Linked DNA regions of Homo sapiens: region 1 is linked to region 2. Evidence: chromatin loops called from intact Hi-C (ENCODE). Cell type or tissue: endothelial cell of umbilical vein. All regions are shown on one strand. Each heading gives the region's core, and the rest is flanking DNA. Links, peaks and the distances in the headings are about the cores only.

Region 1 (9,774 bases), core at 1,085-9,084, 270 kb after region 2:
ATTAAATCTGGAATCAAATAAAAAGGAATCATTAACAATATTTATTGAAGGTCTACCAGGGACTGAGTGATTCCTTGTCTATATCACAATAGGTGTTACTACTATTCTTATCTTTTAGATGAGGAAACTAGGGCTCAGAGAAGTGAAATAAATATTTCCACATATTTTTGAGGGATTACGAACTTGGTTGGTCAGTGGTTTTAGCTTAATCATACAAAAAACCCTACTACAAGAGTGGTTATTTCATGAAATAAAAGTCCAAGAAGCCTACACGCCAACCCTGCAAAGCTAGTATACTCAATGATTGAGAGAACAGGAGGAATCAGGGTTTCAGCATTATACAGATCTAATCAGCCCCACTGCCATGGTCCTTTAACAGGTGTCGGATACATTTTTTAACTTTTAAGATTTTGACTACATAATATAAAATTAAGTATCTATATTTAAAGTAAGTAAATTCATAATAATTTGAAACAGAATTTTAAATAATGGTGGGCCACAGCTTGCTCTATTATGGCTAGTCAGGAGCCCTGGGCAGAGTACAGTGGAAAAGGAGATCAGAAAGGTAAAGGAGCACACAAGAGAAGAGTGAGACCTGAAGGAGTAGCAGAGGCAGAGTGGGGGAAAGGCAGGATGAACGCATAGGCAGAACATGGCAGTTACATGAGAAGATGATAGGACTGGAAGATTTGAGGTATTAAATAATTCTGCACTTAGAATTTGTCATCTGCAGTTTGCTTATTAGAATATACATGCTCATATATGTATGTATGTGTGTGTGTATGATAAAGTTCCCTTTATCCATTAGAGATAATCTGTGTAAATGGTTTTTCTTTTCTTTTGTAAATGGTTTCTCTGTTCCTTCTTCCAATACATTTCTTCAACTATGAAAAAGAAATGCTTACTGAAGGGCAAGGTACAGTGCAAGAAGAGAAGCAATAAATAAATAAATAAATAAATACATAAAAGGATTTAACCCTTGAGACGTTATAATTTAAGTACAGAAATAAATAAAATAAAATACAAGTCTGAAGCATTATTAGTAAGTACATCGTACCAAGGGGTTCAAAAAGAGGATTTGATCTGCTTTGGGGAAATTAGCCGATAAAACCTCAGACGGCTTGTAAGTTTACCCTTATATATTTAGAAGGCACTACTCTGAAAGGAGTATTGACAATAATGGGGAGGGAATAGTCTGTAGTGGCAGCAATCAGAACACCTGTAGTGCTCACCTCTCTGGTAAAGGTTGATAATCAAAGTAAAAGTTAGAAGGAAGTCAAGACTGACAAACTTGAATGCAGTCTCAGAAGTATCCAGACAGGTATTTGCCAGGAAACTTAGTACTGATCATAAATCTCTCATAAGTTGACATGAAAATCAGGCTTTGCTACATCAAGAACATGAACACGGTTTTCTCTCCTTAAAAACAAGTGAAATGGTGTCCTCTCTACTAAGGTGGCTTTTGCCTTTGTTAGTTAAAATTACAAGCAATATCCTAAAACCTACTGTCTTTTTTAGTAAGTGATTTTAGGCATTTTATCTAAAAGGGGAGAAGTATAACCCAACAGAGCAGAATTAGTAGGCATTATCTTCGGTTTTCCTACAATTCACAATATTTGAGCTGCCTGAGCTAACCACTACATCTCATTATGCAGAGATACTGTTTAAATAGTTGCTTGACAGTTGTCAATACAGAACGCATTGATCACCCATAACCTACAGAGAATTGTGTTAAATTTCAGTGTCCAGCCGGGTGTGTGGTACATGGTAGGTGAAATGTACGGAATAAAGCATGGAGTCCTCATTAAAGTGTAGACAAAGGTATCCTTTTTCATTTTTCACAAACTTGTCTCTAAAGTACCCTTACTAAATAAAGAGTAGATTTTTGCTGTGAAAGACATTTTGACCCCTTGGGGAGAACTCTCAATTCAATCTGGTTTTTATAAAGATGACATGAGAAGGAAATGCAAGCAACTCTCAAAATTAGAGTAGGGGATGGACAGCATTATGTATACGGTTTCAAAGGTTTCTTAGAAGGATTCCTGACACAACCACTGTTGTAGCTTTCACCCTATCCCCCTACTGATATGCAACAAAGTCTAACGTAGGTAGAACAATTTGCTACAAAGTTACCCAACTAAGTCACAGATAAATTATACGATTGAGAATATCTTCACTACTAGTTCTTTTTAGGAACAACAAATTCAAACTGATTGACCACACATAGTTTGTATCTTTTTTTTTTTTTAATTTTTTGTTTGAGATGGAGTCTTGCTCTGTTGCCCAGGCTGGAGTGCAGTGGCCCGATATCAGCTCACAGGAACCTCCACCCTCCGGGTTCAAGCAATTGTCCTGCCTCAGCCTCCCAAATAGCTGGGACTTCAGGCGCATGCCACCACGCCTGGCTAATTTTTGTATTTTTAGTAGAGATGGGGGTTCACCATGTTGGCCAGGCTGGTCTCGAACTCCTGATCTCAACTGATCTGCCCATCCACGCCCCTTAAAGAATTGGGATTACAGGCGTGAGCCACCGTGCCTGGCAGTTTTTACCTTCTTAATGAACAGAATATTCCTCCTTCACAACCGACCTACACACTCTATCCACATGTACAGCAGAACATCCGTATACATTTCTTACTGATAAAAGTGAAATTCCCTACTGACAGGGAATGAAGGAAAAAAAATCATTTGCTATTTCAAACTGGTATATTCTTAATTCTAGATTAAGCTACAATAAATCTCCAACATGAAATTTTTTTTTTTTCGTTCAGCTCAGAAAAGTCCTATTTGAATTATGTTAAGAAAAGGGGACGGGAAAGGTACTCCCACGACTGTTAATAGACTAGAATCTTCCACTTTCTCCAAGAAGGGATGCGTAAGCAGAAAAATCACAAAGTTCTAAGCGCTGAAAAGCTATGGTGTGGGATTTCTAAAACAATGATCAAGGTTACCTCCAGGAGAGCCTGGTTCTTTTCCCAAGAACACACATACCCAACCACTTATCAAGTTCAATGTACTCCAGTACTTGAAAACTCATACAGGGAACAAATGACTTGTATGGATAATTCAACACTGCTGAGAAACTGTGTATCGGGGGCAAGCATCGTTAAGAGAGCTCTTCCAGACAACTCCATTCAGAGCTGCGCACTCACACTCTCCTTCGCCCAGCCCTGTTTTATTTTCTTCAAACATGTTTCATTAAAAAGAATAAATTTTTAAAAAAAACCTTTTTTTTTTTTTTTGAGACGGGGTCTTGCTTTGTCTCCCAGGCTGGAGTGCAGTGAAGCGATCTCGGCTCACCGCAACCTCTGCCTCCCGGGTTCAAGCAATCCTCCCACCTCAGCCTCCTGAGTAGCTAGGATTACAAGCGCGTGTCACCACGCCCGGCTAATTTTTGTATTTTTAGTAGAGACAGGGTTTCACCATGTGGGTCAGGCTGGTCTCGAACTCCTGACCTCGTGATCCGCCCGCCTCGGCCTCCCAAAGTGCTCGGATTACAGGCGTGAGCCACCAAGCCGGGCCTCACAATGCCTATCTTTCTTACTACACTCCCTCCTAACTGTACATTCTGGGAGAGCGCGGACCTTTCCATCTGTATCTCCAGCGCTCGGCACTCAAAAAAATGCACTGAATAAATGAAACCGTGAGCTCTCATCAAAGTCTGGACCAAAGAGTCCCTCTTCTGTTTCTCACAAACTTCTGTCTCCTAAACACTCTTCTTCAATTAGTAGCAGAATTTTGCCTCCCCCCCAAAAAAAACACATCTTGACCTCATGAAGAAAACTCCCGATCTAATCTTGGAAGCACTGAGCTCCACCGAAAAGGAGAAAGGCTTAAGAGAATCCTGTAGAGAAAAGCTCCGTGAGAAGAATTAACGTGAGCCTGAACGGGCTGAGTTAGGTTACGCCACGGTGAGAAAAGGCTGGGCAAGGGAGGCAAGGAAGCCTGGAACCCTGGGGACCGCGGTCTCCCTGGTGAAACCAGAGTCTACACTCCCAGAGAGGCCCACCCCGACGAGACGGCCTGAGGAGGCTAGGAGGCCCCGGGAGGATGAAGCCGCAGCCCCCGCTCGGCCCGGGGAGTGCGGCGGGAAGCGCTTTCGAAAGGCCGCGGAGCGCCAGGCCCTGCAGGCCGCCCGGGGACTCAACTCACCTGGCCCACTTGCTCCGTGGCATCGGCCAGGATGCCATAATTGCGGTAAAGCTCCTCTACTGTCGGCATGGTGAGCGACAAGCCCAGGGCCCGGTTCCGCTATCCTTGTCCTGACCGGCGCCACCGCCGCCTCGGAACTTCTCCAAACCCACTACCCGCACTATTACACCTCCAGCTGCCGCCAGTGCAGCCGCCAGTCACCGCGCACAGCGCGGCTGCGCCCCCGACGTCTACGTAAAGACGCGCACGTCGGGAGCGGCCTTCAGTAGACACCCCCCACCCCAATGCGCCTCCGCGGTTTTTGTCGCCCTCTACAGCCTGGAGGAGCAAAAAAGCGGCAAGGATGATTGAATTAGCTCACGCCTTTTTGAAAGCTTGAGCTTGGCTGCAGGCTCTCCATGGAAGGGGTGTGGGTGGGCGGGGAAGTGAATACAAAGACAATTGCGTTTCTGCCCTTAGAAGATCTTACATATGAGAAGTCACAAATGGTTTCCTCCTGATTCAAGGAAGGTAATATTAATCGGTGGCACTAGAGGCTAGTGGGTCCGGTGGGAAGCAAAAAACATTCCTATGCTATTAAAAAACCCTCTGTGTCCACCACGCTCATCAAGTGCGGGGTCAAATTTGGCCTGCTGGAAGAATTTGCTTATCTTTGCTGCCAGTGTAAAGAATTGGGGCCACCTGATTATGTCCAGTATCCAAAAGAATAATAAATAAATGAAATCACGTACGCTTACTGATAAGAATTTCTAAGATACAAGTTTAAATGAAATTATATATATAATATGATATAATATATAATATTTTATATATTATATAATATATAACATTATATATTAATATATAATAATTTTATATATTATATAATATATAATATTATATATTAATATATAATATTATATATTATATAATATATAACATTATATATTAATATATAAATATATAATATATAATATAAATATAATAATATTATATTAATATATAAATATATAATATATAATATAAATATAATAATATTATATTAATATATATTAAGATAATAATATTAATTAATACATTAATTATATAATATAATTATAATATATCTATATATTGAGATATAATATTAATTAATATATCAATATTATCAATTATATATTATAATTATCTTATATTATATATAATATATTAATTATATAATTAATATATTAATATTATTATCTTAATATATATTAATATATTATTATATTTATATATCATATATAATATTATGATATTAATATTATAATATATATTATATATTATATTATATATACAATTATATATATAATATATATTATATATTGTATATTATTATATAATTATATATTAAGATAATAATATATATTAAGATAATAATATATTATATATATTAAGATAATAATATATATTATATATATTAAGATAATAATATATATTTATATATTAAGATAATTATATTTATATAATAATATTATATATATATATAGCCGTGTGCGGTGGCTAACGCCTGTAATCTCAGCACTTTGGAAGGCTGAGTTGGGTGGATCACTTGAGGTCAGGAGTTCAAGATCAGCCTGGTCAACATGGTGAAACCCTGTCTCTACTAAAAATACAAAAATTAGCCAGGCGTGGTGGCATGCACCTGTAGTCCCAGCTGCATGAGAGGCTGAGGCAGAAGAATTATATGCACATAGGAGGCAGAGGTTGCAGTGAGCCCAGATCATGCCACTGCAATCCAGCCTGGGCCACAGAGCAAAACTCTATCTCAAAAAAATTAAAAGAAAAAGAAAAAGAAAAAGAAAAAGAAAAGTTAAAAGGCAGGTATAAGATGATCCCATTATGTAAAACATACAAAGCATACAAAACAAAGTTATGTGTGTATGTGTAAAAGGATGTTAAAGGATGTTAACATTTCAGGATTGAAATATCAAACTATAATAGACTGTAAATTTCAAAGCCACATCCACTTGTACAGAACATACACGGGAAATGATTACAAAAGAACTCCCCGGCTCTTGTACTTCTCAGTTAGATTGAGGATAAATCTCACATCCTAAAAAGGATTAGAGCTGAGCGTGATAGCCAACAGTCCCAGCTATTTGGGAAGCTAAGCGGGGAGAACCACTTGGGCCCAGGAGTTCAAGTCCAGCCTGGGCAACACAGCACGACCCCTGTCTGAAAATAAGAAATCAAGTGTAAAATTCAATGTTAAAAAAAATTGCAGGCCAGGCGCGGTGGCTCACGCCTGTAATCCCAGCACTTTGGGAGGCTGAGGCGGGCGGATCACGAGGTCAGGAGATCAAGACCATCCTGGCTAACACGGTGAAACCCTGTCTCTACTAAAAATACAAAAAATTAGCTGGGTGTGGTGGTGGGCGCCTGTAGTCCCAGCTACTTGGGAGGCTGAGGCAGGAGAATGGCGTGAACCCGGGAGGTGGAGCTTGTAGTGAGCCGAGATTGTGCCACTGCACTCCAGTCTGGGTGACAGAGCAAGACTCTGTCTCAAAAAAAAAAAAAAAAAAAAAATTGCAATTTGGACTCTTGTGGAGAAAAAGAAAAAGAATTAGAGAATAAAATGAGAATTGGTGATTTTTTTATTTTTATGTTTTTGAGAAAGATGTCTTGTGAGTAGGTTGAGGGCAATTTCTACCCCCTTCCCTCAAGCGTGGGGCCATTTTGAGGAGCCTGAAATATGGTCCCAGGTGGTTGAGAAACACAAAGGACTGGACACGCCTGATAAGCTCAGGTTACCCGTGACTGCAGAGTGGAGGTGGCCATGTTGGGATCTACCGTGTTCCCAGATTTTGCTGGAGCGAGGGGATGGGAGTGATTCCCTTATAGCAGAGATGAGCCATATAAAAGAGAAAGAGATTCTGGATTCATTTTGAGTCCTTCTGCCTGAGAGTAAGAAAGCCCCCATGGCGAGAGTCAATGGCGCAGAGAGTGGTGACTGCGAGCAGCACATCAACACCTCACGGGAGTCACCGTTGGGAGTGGCCTCTAAAGGCCCCTTGGAGTGGCCCACAGGACAGACCTGGTCTCTATCAGACCAGAGAGAGCCTGTGGTATTGCACTGTCCAGACCTTTCCGAGGTTCTCCTCTTCCTTTCTTCTCATGTTCCCCTCTCAATGCATTTGCGCAGGAGGGGTCAGAAGCTGCCCACCAAACTGAGTGGAGGATACAGAGAAGAAAGGCAAGATAGGGAGCGGCCTCAGCTGGAGAATAGAAGAAGATCTGATTGGAAATTAAGTTTGGATTCACATGTTGGAATGGACGTTTTAATTTCTGAAGCAGAAAAGGCCTGGGTCTGCCAGAATTTCTCTCTAGGGCTGGAATGAGATGACCCTGCCTGCTATGGTCTGAATGAGTGGGTCTTCCCAGATTCATGTATTGAAACCTACCCCGCAAGATACTATTAAAAGGTGGGGCCTTTGAGAGATGATTATGTCCTGAAGGCTCTGCTCCCACCAATGAGATTAGTGCCCTTATACAAGAGGCTTGAGAGAGCAAGATCCTGCTGGTGCCTTGATCTTGGACTTCCCAGTTTCCAGAACTGAGGCAATAGGTTTCTGTTGTTTATAGATTACCCATTCTAAGGTATTTTGTTGTAGTAGCATAAATGGACTAAGACACCACCTGAATAAATTTTAAAGACGTGGTGGAAGACAGTAAGAAAGCTATATATATACACATGTATATTTATATATATAGACATATATAGCTACATATATACTTTTATTATCTTATATATTTTTATATATATTATAGCTTAATATATATATTTTTTAGACATGGTCTGGCTCTATTGCCCAGGCGGGAATGCAGTGGTGTGATCTCAGCTCACTTCAGCCTCAACCTCCTGAGTTCAAACCATCCTCCCACCTCAGCCTCCCAAGTAGCTGAGACTATAGACACACACCACCACACCTGGCTAATTTTTGTCTTTTTAGTAGAGACAGGGTTTCACCATGTTGCCCAGGCTGGTCTCAAACTCCCGAGCTCAAGTGGTCTGCCTGCCTCGGCCTCCCAAAGTGCTAGGATTACAGGCGTGAGCCACTGTGCCCAGCCAATAAAACTGTGTTTTGATCACATCCTTCAAGTTAGGTATTTGATGTGTGATACATATATGTTTAAACGTAGAAAAAGCAATCCGGGGCAGGAAATAAAGCTGCGTTTGCTCGGGGGACCTTTGCTTTGGCTTAATGTTTTAATTCATTACAATAAGTATGCCAATATATATATATATATACATAATATATTTTATGTATCCATTTTTGAAAACAAATTTAAGAAGAGGAAAAAGACTCAACTAGTGTTTCTATATTCTAAAATATAGCTATTCATACAAACTCCTTTAAAACTGACCCTTGAGGGCCATGCACTGTGGCTCACGCCTGTAATCCCAACACTTTGGGAGGCCGAGGTGGGAGGATCACTTGAGGTCAGGAGTTTGAAACCAGCCTGGTCAACATGGTGAAACTCCGTCTCTACTAAAAATACAAAAATTAGCCGGGCATGGTGGCAGGCGCCTGTAGTCCCAGCTGCAGGAGAATCGCTTGAACCTGGGAGGTGGAGGTTGCAGTGAGCTGAGATAGTGCCACTGCACTCCAGTCTGGGCAACAGGGTGAGACTCTGTCTCAAAACAAAACAAAATGAAAGAAAACAAAACAACCAAAAAACCCAATAACAACCAAACAAATGGAAAAAAACTCATGCTTGTCTAAGTTGCCACGCGGTTTCATTCAACACTACTCTTCCTGATGCAGTCTATTACTTAGCCACGTTAGTCAGGCTTGTGAACACTTCTTGGTCTCCTTTTTCTTCTCTAAGAGTCCTGGGGTTTGCTTTAAATCGTTTCCTATTTTTATGTATTTCTAGCTGGTCATTTAAGCTAAAGGCCTACAATTGGTCCTAATGATCATAATGATGACAAAATCGATGACGATGCTGATGGTAATGATATTGGGAGTCATCCCAATAATAACCAGCGTATATTAAGTGATGGCAGAGTTCTGAGCACTTCATGTGAATCAATTCTCAAAAACTCTATGAGCCAGGAGATAATATTATCATTTCCACTTTACAAATGAGGAAACAGACACAGAGACGTGAACTAACTGGTCCCATGTTCCTTAACTGAGATGAGTTTTGAGTCCTGGCAGCCTAATTCCAAAACCCATGCTTTTTTGTTGTTGTTGTTGTTGTTGTTGTTGAGACAGGGTCTCCCTCTGTCACCCAGGCTAGAGTGCAGTGGTGCAGTCATGGCTCACTGCAGCCTCAATCTCCCAGGCTCAAGCCATCCTCCCAACTTGGCTTCTTTTCTTTCTTTTTCTTTCTTTCTTTCTTTTTCTTTCTTTCTTTCTTTCTTTTTCTTTCTTTCTTTCTTTTCTTTCTTTCTTTCTTTCTTTCTTTCTTTCCCTCCCTCCCTTCTTTCCCTCCCTCCCTTCTTTCCCTCCCTCCCTTCTTTCCCTCCCTCCCTTCTTTCCCTCCCTCCCTTCTTTCCCTCCCTCCCTTTTCTTTCTTTCTTTCCTTCTTTCTCTCTCTCTCTTTCCTTCCTTCCTCTCTCCTTCCTTCCTTCCTTCTTTCCTTCCTTCCTTCCTTTCTCTCTCTCTCTCTCTCTCT
Region 2 (9,602 bases), core at 1-8,000:
AGGCCGCCAGCTCATTGGTGCGGACTAAAATCGTCACCCACCAATCAGAAGAGAGCTCACATTTCCCCCTTTTTTTTCAGAAGGGGGAGGGAGAAAAAAATATTTCCATTTCTAATTATTCAACAAAACCTAGACTGGAACATGTTAAAATATTGTTGTTGCCAAAAAAAGCGGTTCAGGACCCCCTCCTCATTCCAGCCCAAGTGAGGGGGTAGCGCGATGTATTGGGAAAGAGAGGTTTAAGAGAGCGACCTCTCCCAACGGGACCCAAGCCAGAAGATCCAGACGAAAAATGACAAAGATGAACATAAAATAAACCCAAACTCCACACTAGTCATCCTATTTCTAGAAAATTGAGAATGTCTCAACACCCCCTTTCCCACCCAAAGTTCTGAATGCTCAACTAGGTGAAGCTCCTCCCTCCGCATCCTCCCCGAAACCGTCTCAGTATTGGGTGTTTAATGGCCCATTCGCCTCAGGTGCACTTTCAACTCTGCAGCCCACCCCCCCGCCCCCAACTCTCTACCCATTCTGCAGAATGCTAGGGGGAACAACAAGGGGCGAACCCGTCATTGACTGCCTGACCCCACAACGACGGGAGATTCCACCTTCTGCGGGAGGAAGAAAGGAGGGGAGGGAAGACTAGAGATGGGGAGAAAGGAGATCTCCTTCCCTCACTCTCCCTCCCTCCCTCTTCCTCCCTCCCTCTTCCTCCATCCCGCTCGGCCCCCTCCTCCATCCCATCCATCCAAACTTTGAGGGGTTGCCCTTCTTCGCAGTGCAGCGCCACCCTTCCCACATCCTCTCCTGCCCCTCCCCCCCCCCATTAGTACCTAAGCAGGGTGTGGGCTAAGGGACGTCCTGACTATCTCCCTCCCTAGCAGTATAGTCCCCCAGTGGGGGAAACCTCACCCAGGATGGGTTACTGCAAACATTGCAAGAACTTGGGGGGAAAGTTGCCATATTTGTTCTTTGGCACCCTGGAATCGACGTGCGGGCGGGCGCGCGCGCGCGCACACACACTCCCACCCTCGCCCAGCACGCCCGGAGAAAACGTCTCTCGACGGTGGAGGCACTGTCTTCAAGTCCCTGTCGACCCACCCCCTTCGCCCATCCATCACCCTCCTGCAGCTCCGCGACCCACTCACCCTCCCACGGCATCCCCTCGGCTCCGGGACTGACAGACGCAAGCACACACCCTCCGAGCGTCTGCGCGCCCGCCGCGCCAGAGGGGCTCCGCGGTCTGCGCCCGCCGCCGCCGCGGCGCGGGGCAACTGGGAAAAAAAAGTTCTGCTCAGACTACCCGTGAGCCGACCGACTACCAGTGAGCCGACCGACCACCAGCCGACCCGGGCGCCGACTCCCTGCTCCTTACCTCGGTCTGGGGGCCACGGGAGCGCGCCGGTCCCGTCCGCACTGCAGCCAGCTGGAAGCAGCCCCTCTCCTGCCGGCCCGCTCCCTCCGGCCCCTCCCCGCCCCCCACGGGTGTTTGCCCGGCGGCAAAGCGGGTTCTTCCAGGTAAGTATATAAGTTACTGTACTGTGTGGGAGGGTCACGATCTTGGTAATTGCGGCTTTCCGAGCTTAACCCCTGCGTTCCTGCCTTCCTCCAACTTGTTGAAGACTCGTCGCTTAGCGGGAGAGCGAGCAGGCGCGCCACTGCGAGCGCCGGCCGGGAGGGGGAGCGAGGTGCGCGGGGCAGAGAGGGGACAGCGAGACAGCAAGCGACGGAGTTCAAATGCCCCCCTGGCAGCGGTTTTCATTGGATAGGTCTTCCCCCCCACCCCCGTCCCCACTGATTTGGTGCCCCCCCGCCCCCCATCTCCCATGTAGGGGACGTCTCCAGGCGAAGTCACGATTCCTTCTCAGTTCGGAATGAACTGTGACTAGAGCCATGACGCAGCCAGCGCGCATTACTCACTTTTTGCAGTCACGACTTGGGAATCCGTGCTGGTTCCAACCAAAATTACACCGCTACCATTGAATTATTTAATAGGATCCAGTTCGGGGGGTAAACTTGTGCATTGTGCCAAGCAATGAGAAGGGGTGGGGAAGAATGGGGAGGTGGAAATGAGGCCATGGGGTGTCCCTCCGCCCCCTTCTTGACTCTTGGACACCTCCCCCCAACCACCGCTCCACGTGTTGCAAGTGCTTTATTGGCGCTACCACCACTCCCGCCCCGACCGCTCCCCCCACCCCTATTTCCTTTGCAATTGTGGCAGAATTTGTAAACACAACCACGCAACTTGCAGGGCTGAGAGGGGCGAGGCTTGGGAAAGGGAACCAGTAGGTCCCAGTGAATGACGAGGAGGCCGCGGGGTGGGCCGAGAGGCTGTGAGCAGCTTTGGTTTGAACTGAATTGTCAAGACAAAGTGTGGGTTGCAGCGTTATTTGTGTTATTCTGCACATCGGTAAAAGCCCTTGTTACTATTATGAGTTGAATATTCAGTCTCAGTCAGGGAACCTTCCGAGAGAGGGACGGCTTCTGAGCTAAACATAACTCACCCACCCTCTCATCCCCCGGCCCGGGCTGCACCCCTGTTACCCTGTATCGGGGTCAGGTCACTAAAGCCAGAGGCTGTTGACAGAAGGGAAGGGGTGAATGAAGCAGAGAGACCTGGTCTCTTCTCTGTCCTGAAGGCTAGCCCCACTAATACTTACCTCACCGTCCCGAGTTTATATTTTTTAATAAACATATAAAATATTCCTGCACGTACACAAATCTTACTGCAGACCTGCAAGAGTGCTTCATTTCTCCCACAGTCTACAGCCCATCCTCACGGGCCAGCTTGAGGATGTACTTTTATTCTCCCTCTCCTGGAGTTAATCAGCATGAATGTCTTTGTGTGCGCGTGATACTCATTCCCCCTCTGCCTCTGATAATCTTCCTCCCTCCTCACCTGTCTGGCCACAGATTCGGCCAAAGTGTCTGGAGCTGACTGCACTGAATCTCAGTCTGGGTCCAGCCCACAACCCCAGAGAGCTGATGGTATTCCCAATAACATTTGGCAACTTAGAGAACACCTCCTCCCCAATTTCCCTTCAGGCTGATTTAGACTCCTTTAGCTTTTGGCTTTAAGGCGCCCCGCGATGTTCCCTAGCTTGGATTCTCTGCGCATCGCACCAGCAACTCCTGTGCTTTGGCTTCTAATTCACTAATTCCACCAACTCACTTGGGGCTTCTATGACTAGCATGCGAAAAGGGGGGAATAATAAGAAAAATGCCACACCACACTACTTTACACACCTCCCGGGAATTACAGAATACGGGGGTATGGGGGGCATGAAGTGGGAGGGGACGAGGGTCCGAATAAAACAACCTATAGGCTCTTATTTTGAGTCACCATCACCGAGGAGAAATCTTTCAAACCCACTGGCGGGAAGGTGCGGGATCCTGGGAATGGAGACCCGGATAGTGCCTGGCCTCTGCAGGGAAAGCCGGTGAGCCACTGGCCTTCCATTCCTGAAACGCCGGGCCTTGGCTCATCCTCGAATCTAACACTTCGCTCCCCCTCCTTTAAATCTTTTTTCCTTTCCTTCCCACTCACCCCTCCTTCCCCCCAAAGCTCTCACCGAAGTCACGACTATCCCTTTGAACATCCTTAACCCTCTCGTCCCCGTATCCCTCTCCTGCATCCAGGGCGGGGCTAACCGCAGCTGGCGCCAACCCCGCCCCCTGGCGCACGGAACTGAACTCACTGAGGACCAAGGCATTTTCAGCACCTATCTTCCGTGGACAGCAACCGAGTCTTGGGCCAGCCCGAACCAGGGTCGCCGTCCTTAGTTCCCGGACCGGAACCAAAAGGGAGGTTTGTCAAAGGAGTAGAGATTTTTCCCTCTCTTTACCCAACCCCATCCATGCAATTTTGATCTATATTGCACAGTCTCCATTAATCTCTCAGAGATATGGCCCATTAAATCGTGTCTGGCCATCCTTTAAGACAGAGAAAATGGGGAGGGGAGGGGGCCATCGAGAAAACCGAGCTCAACAGCGCCGACCCATAACGCGAGAGAGAGTTGCAGCAGCTATTGATTCAGAGATTCGTCAGGGTGATTCCCGGCTCTGCAAGAATTCCCTCTCTCGGTTTCTTTGCATGCAGCCCCAAATTCATTATACACATACACACGCACACAGCTACACCCCTTACCCCCTAGTCAGTCCCACTATCCTCTTTAGAAGGGGCAAAAAAGGCAGCCAAAAAAGAACCCCGGAGCATGCACAAAGTAAGCGTCAGCTCATACTCACAGTCTGCGGCATGCACATGACATAATATTACTTACCCAAACGGGAACTCCTTAAGAGAGAGAAAGAGAAACATAGGGGGAGGAAAGAGAAAGTGGATGGAAAGAGGAGAGAGGAGAGGAAAAATCCAACAATTAATTTCCAGACATAGTTGTGGGGGGAGGAATGCGGTGATGTCCAGGTTTTCTTCCACCCGCGCTGGCTTTTTATCCCAGTACAGCCCTCGGTTTATTTCTGGAACACGATCAAACCCTGATGCTATTTTTAGCAAGTACTGAAAAAACCTCCACACACAAAGGCATTTCGCTGGAACCTTACTTCCAAAACATTAAATGTGCATTAAACGCCCCCTCCTCACTTTTTTTTCCTGCACCACCAGACTCACTTGCATAACTGCAGAAAATGTTTTTCAAATCAGAAAAATACCCAAATATTTCTTATATTCTCCCTCCCTCCCGTTAACTCCCATCTGTCTCTGCCTGTTGCAAGCTCCTCGCAGTCTCCCCGAGCAGAAGGCGTTGGAGTGGTTGTATTCTTAGAGCTGCATGTCTCCATTGATCAGATTCCCTACATGCTGAGGAAAGTAGGGGGTGGGGGGGCATAGCCCCTTCCCCAGAGGAGCTTCCCAGGAGAGCTCTAGAAGCGATTGCTATCCACGATGGAGATTCCCAGATGAGGAAAAAAAAAATCATCCATACCCTTCCCACGTTTCCCACCCACGCTCTGCAAAATCGCGTTGTGTTTGCAACACACCGCCTTTGGAAATGTATATTTTGAAAGCTGCATATGTGTGTCTGTGTGTGTGTTTTGCGTTCTAGTAATTCACTACGAGGGGGCTGGAGAAAATAGACTCATGAAGGCAGCGCGGAGCAGCCGCCTTGAGTCTCCTTTGCCAGCCTGCGTCAGTCATCAGCTACTGACGTCACGTGCAGATTCTCCTCTTTGGTGGGTCTGGTTCAGCTGAGAAGACGCTTCTGCTCGGAGACAGCGCTTTGTGTTCCACGCAGCCACTGAGCAGGCGAGGCGGCCGAGGCGGGCGCCACCCCAGGCTTGGGCTGGGCAGCTGCAGAGCAGGCTGCAGCCTAGTCTGCACCGGGCAAGCGGGGCCCCGAGGGGCGTGCCCAGCAGGACAGCCCCCTCCCCAAACTCTCCCAAGACGCCCAATGCAAACTCGGCCGTGCACACGCTCCCGCGCGCGTCCTTTCCCCGCCCTTTCTCATCTGGTCACTGTAGCATAGACAGCTATGGCTGTAACTCGGATTAATTCTGTGTGTTTGTCGGGCAGATAGCCCCGGCTCCTCGAGTGACGCAAATAACAGATTCTAAGGCTCCCGCTCTCTCCCTCCTGCTCTCTTTTTCTCCCTCCTTTTCCCTCTTCTGTTTCCTGCGCCCACGCATCCTGCCTGGTCTCCCACGGAATCAGCCAGTTATACAGCTTCCCAGAGAGCAATGATCCGAGTTACAGAGAGACGGACAGACTCCCAGAGCAGAAACAAATAAGCCTGCAATTAAATACACACATGCACACAACCCTTTGCAAATGGCCAGCAGCCATTTAGGGGCTCCCCTGTGTGGGGGAAAGGGGAGCTGATTCACAAATCCACCGCCCTCGAAGGCGTCAGTTCTGGCGGTGGGGAGCGCCCAGAGGGGAGTGTCCGGCTTGCTACTGCGGCTTTCCCCTCTGCTCTCCACCCGAAGAGGAAACTCACCTCTATAAATACCCAGATAGCAGGGTATTCTGGAATAAATAACTTTTGTTGAATGGTAGGAGGAGGAGAAAATTCAACAAAGACTGCAAATGCTTAGTCTCCAGCGACATTATCAGGACTTTTTAAGGCGAGGTGACGTTTACCCTTTCTCCCTCTCAAAGACCAGGATATCTTTTTTCTGCTTAAAATAATGTCCCTGAAAAATGAGCTCAATGGATTAGTGCTATTTTTAAACCAATCTGAATGGAGCTTGCTTCCTAAGGGTGAGGAAGGGTGTGCATGTGTGTGTGGATGTGTGTGTCTCAGGGTGTGTGGGGTGTGTCTGAATCTGAGGTTTTCAGCAGAAGAAATGCCACACCTCAGCATGACAAAGGGTTTCTTGATTGATGAGTGATGGAGGTGGGGAGAATTCTTGCAGATTGGAAGATCTGAACAAAACCACATGCACACAAATCACCCTCCTTAAATGCACACATATCCTAGATCCACTTGGATAACTTCTGCCCTGAGAGGGGGAAAACCAGAAAGCAGAGAGCTATTTACAATCATGGCTGGAGGAATGGCTGATCTTCTTTCTTAACCCTAATTATCGACCTTCCCTGCAATGGTTTCCTTTGATGCCAGTAAACACTTTTCCAGAGGTTATCACTTGGATTTGGGGCACAAGGCCTGGGAGAGAATGATCATGGGCCTCAGCTGTGTCATCTCCCTTTTCAGGATCTCCTACTCTTTGTAACTTGCCTGAGAGATTTGGGGTTAAGCTTAGCCCATCCACTACCCTCAATTCCTGTCTGTGGCTTTAGCTGTGCCTACTAAAGGGAGACAGAGGACGTCTGCTGTGTATGGAGGACACCCTCTGGCAGCCCATCAGCAGCTGTTTATTTTTAGCTCACGATTGCATACATGCATGCATGTGAGAATGTTGCTGCAGTTGGGAGGTGTGCAGTCAGGAGAAATATCAATGAGAGGGAGGCGGCCCTGGTTCTTGCACTGAAGATGACTTATCACATGGGGTCATCAAATGTGGCCAGATGGACAGGAGACGCCGGCAGTGTTTCAATAAAGTCTCCTTGGATTAATGAAAATGTCAGGCTAAACATGTTTTTAAAGGCACAGAGTAGGTATGTTTTTAGATATGAAATTAGGTATGTGTAAGCATAAATTCATGTGTGTGGGCACATTCACAGAAGCCACATGGTTTCTGTTTGGACTATTGAAACTATACAGAGCAGGGCACTTTAGAATGTAACTGCTTTCTATGCTGTATATAGTGGCTGAGTGTTATTGTGTCTGATGTTGAGATCAAGACAGATTCATTTAAAATCACTTAACAACTTTTAAGCAAACCCAGAATCTAGTCCTAACAAGTAAGGTAGCGTTGGAAATGGAAGAAATGCACATCAGAACTTTAAGGGCAGCAGCCAAAATTATGCTGGTGTAACGCCGGCTTCCTGGTGGATTCAATGTCTTTGCTCCTCCCTCCCAGAAGAGGGCGCCTCTCTGCCTTGTTTCTGTCTTGCTCCAGTAATCAAGACAGAGAGGGGCTTGGAAGCTCCGCAGAAACATCTGCAGAAAGTTAGACCTCCATAGCTAGCATCTCCATTTCCCCTACTCCTCAGTCAGGTCCTTTGGAGGATGTCTGGGCTGGAGCTGGTGAAATTGGCTTCCCGAGCTGTCTCATCATCCTGTACTAAGGGCTGTGGTGCCCAATTCCTGTCTGAGCAGTCAAGCTAAAGACCCTGCAAATGAATAGACTGATGTGGAACCTGTCCAAGGTGAAAACCGCCTTCTGCATTGCCAGCTCATTCCAGAGCATCCCAAGCATGAGGAGGACTCGTTCCCCCAATGCTCCCCCAGAGGGCTTGTGGGAGTAGGCTGCTTATCACGAAGCCCTTGAAAAGAACTGAGTCTCCTCTCTTTCAGGGTGAGCGAAGCCCAGAAACTCCTGCCTGCGTCGACTGTCTCCTCCCCAAGCACCACGAAAAATGCCAGTAGGTAATGTACTGGATTTGGAGAAGGAAAAACAGTCCAGCTCCCATGATATCAACCAAGGGAAGTCCCTCAGGGAGGAAGTCTAGGAAAAGGATTCCTCTTTTCCTAAAGGTGTCTTCATCAGGGAGCAGAACTATTTTGGCCTAAGGAAAAGAGGGAGAGAGAAGAAACCAATAGTTTTTCAGCTTCAACTATATGCCAGACACTGTGCCGGACACTTTTACATAAGAAGCTTTATTTAATCCTTAAGGCAATTCTCTAGGTGTCATTATGATAATGGTACCTACCCCTTAGGCTTGTTGAGCATAGAAATCACTCCCAAAACAGTTATTATTTTTCCCATTTGAAAGCTAGGGAAATGGAGACCATAACGTTTAAACAGCTTGTCTAAAAGTCTTAGAACTTGAAGTTACAAAACTAAGGATCAGATCAAATTCATATCTGTATGGCTCCAATACTCATGCCACATCACTCCATCATGTTGCCTCGATTCCAACCTCTGATCTTTAATATTCCAGGTCTATCCCCCAACATGTGGAGTTGGAGGTGTCTGGGACTTTCTCAGACATTTTCTGAATAACGAGACTGATCTATTCCTCCTAAGAAGCCTGTTAGCGAATAGATGCCCCCTGAATAAGGCTCTCTGCCTGTGAGAAGAGACCCCTCCATCCTATTTCAAGGAAAGCCCTAGCTGGTTTAGCCTCATCCAAAACTCAAGGGATTTGCCTGAAACCAACCAGTTTGTGGTGGAGATGCAGTGAACTTGACATTCATTCAGGCTGCTGCATCCAAGCATGCTTCCACTCACACCGAGGATGCCCCTGAGATGGTCCAGGGAAGAATTAGGAACTCCCTGGTCCAGTCTTCCAAGAAACCTTTCCTAAAGTAAGAACAGCAGAAAGTCTACATGCACCTTGAGTTAGCTAGTCATCCTAGTCCTCCGTCGCTCCTTCAGAAACTAGCATCTCTGATTATTTTTCTGATTCTGAAAACTTTATAGGCTGAGCCATTAGCACGGTGGGGGTAGATAGGCCACAGCATGCATAATTCAGGCTATTTCAAGATCCCCTCCCCTTGTTAAATACACATTTTCATCACTTACCCTGATCAAGAAGTATATTCGGTCTTGGAAAGCACTTCTTAGAAGCCAGCATATTTGGAGATTTGAGGGTGAAAGTTTTAAGGACCACTGGATGCTGGAGGAAAGTGACTGTAATTCCACCCCTTCCCCCTTTTTTTTTGGTTGCCATCAACAACTCAAAATAGTCTCAACAGTCTATTCACCTGAAAGTAACATTGTTCAACTTCAGAACAGTTGAGACAATATCTGCTTTTCGCACAACCCCATTATCGATGGGCAAACTCAAATGCCCTCCTCTCAGCCATTCTAACTGCTGGACACCTTGGAGAACCAGATGATAGGTTTTCCCATGCCTTGCTGATAAAAGGCACATTGGAGAGAATGAGAACCTAGAGAGTCACTCAGGAATACCTAGAGTTGGTTTCATGGTGAGGATCTCAGCAAAGACAGGGGAGCTAAAGCAAGCACATGATAGGGGGCTGAGGCTGGGGCAGGGATCAGGATTCCAGCACACTTGAGCTTAGCAGAGGCTAAATAGAAAGGTGTCAGGGGTTGGGAAGCATGGCCACAGAGAGAAA

The links. Hi-C counts contacts between places; a loop is a spot of excess contacts. Peaks named below come from ENCODE experiments on the same cell type or tissue, not always from the same donor. Only the 100,000 strongest peaks of a DNase experiment are listed, where the experiment ranks them.
Region 1: a loop joins it to region 2, with 8 times the contacts of the local background. A loop is called at or near these places in 4 of 110 quality-filtered maps.

The regions. Positions count from the first base shown.
Region 1 is chr11:43,306,575-43,316,348 of GRCh38, reverse strand. API5 (apoptosis inhibitor 5) reads right to left here and starts at 4,353. Exons shown (of 14, transcript NM_001142930.2): 1 at 4,153-4,353. The coding sequence starts at 4,221. RefSeq lists an enhancer at 3,825-4,600. In endothelial cell of umbilical vein, for the core only: a CTCF peak has its summit at 4,433 (motif pointing left); DNase peaks (open chromatin) are centred at 3,828 and 4,428; H3K4me3 peaks cover 1,816 bases; H3K27ac peaks cover 1,386 bases.
Region 2 is chr11:43,571,290-43,580,891 of GRCh38, reverse strand. LOC124902807 (potassium/sodium hyperpolarization-activated cyclic nucleotide-gated channel 4-like) reads left to right here. Exons shown (of 3, transcript XM_047428006.1): 2 at 882-1,518. It also overlaps a transcript of HSD17B12 not described here. Among named protein-coding and RNA genes, the nearest start is that of MIR129-2, 5.3 kb to the left of the region's middle. RefSeq lists enhancers at 1-213, 4,795-5,537 and silencers at 1,274-1,533, 1,634-1,683, 3,579-3,873. In endothelial cell of umbilical vein, for the core only: CTCF peaks have their summits at 3,675 (motif pointing left) and 7,453 (motif pointing right); a DNase peak (open chromatin) is centred at 1,621; H3K4me3 peaks cover 883 bases; H3K27me3 peaks cover 6,909 bases.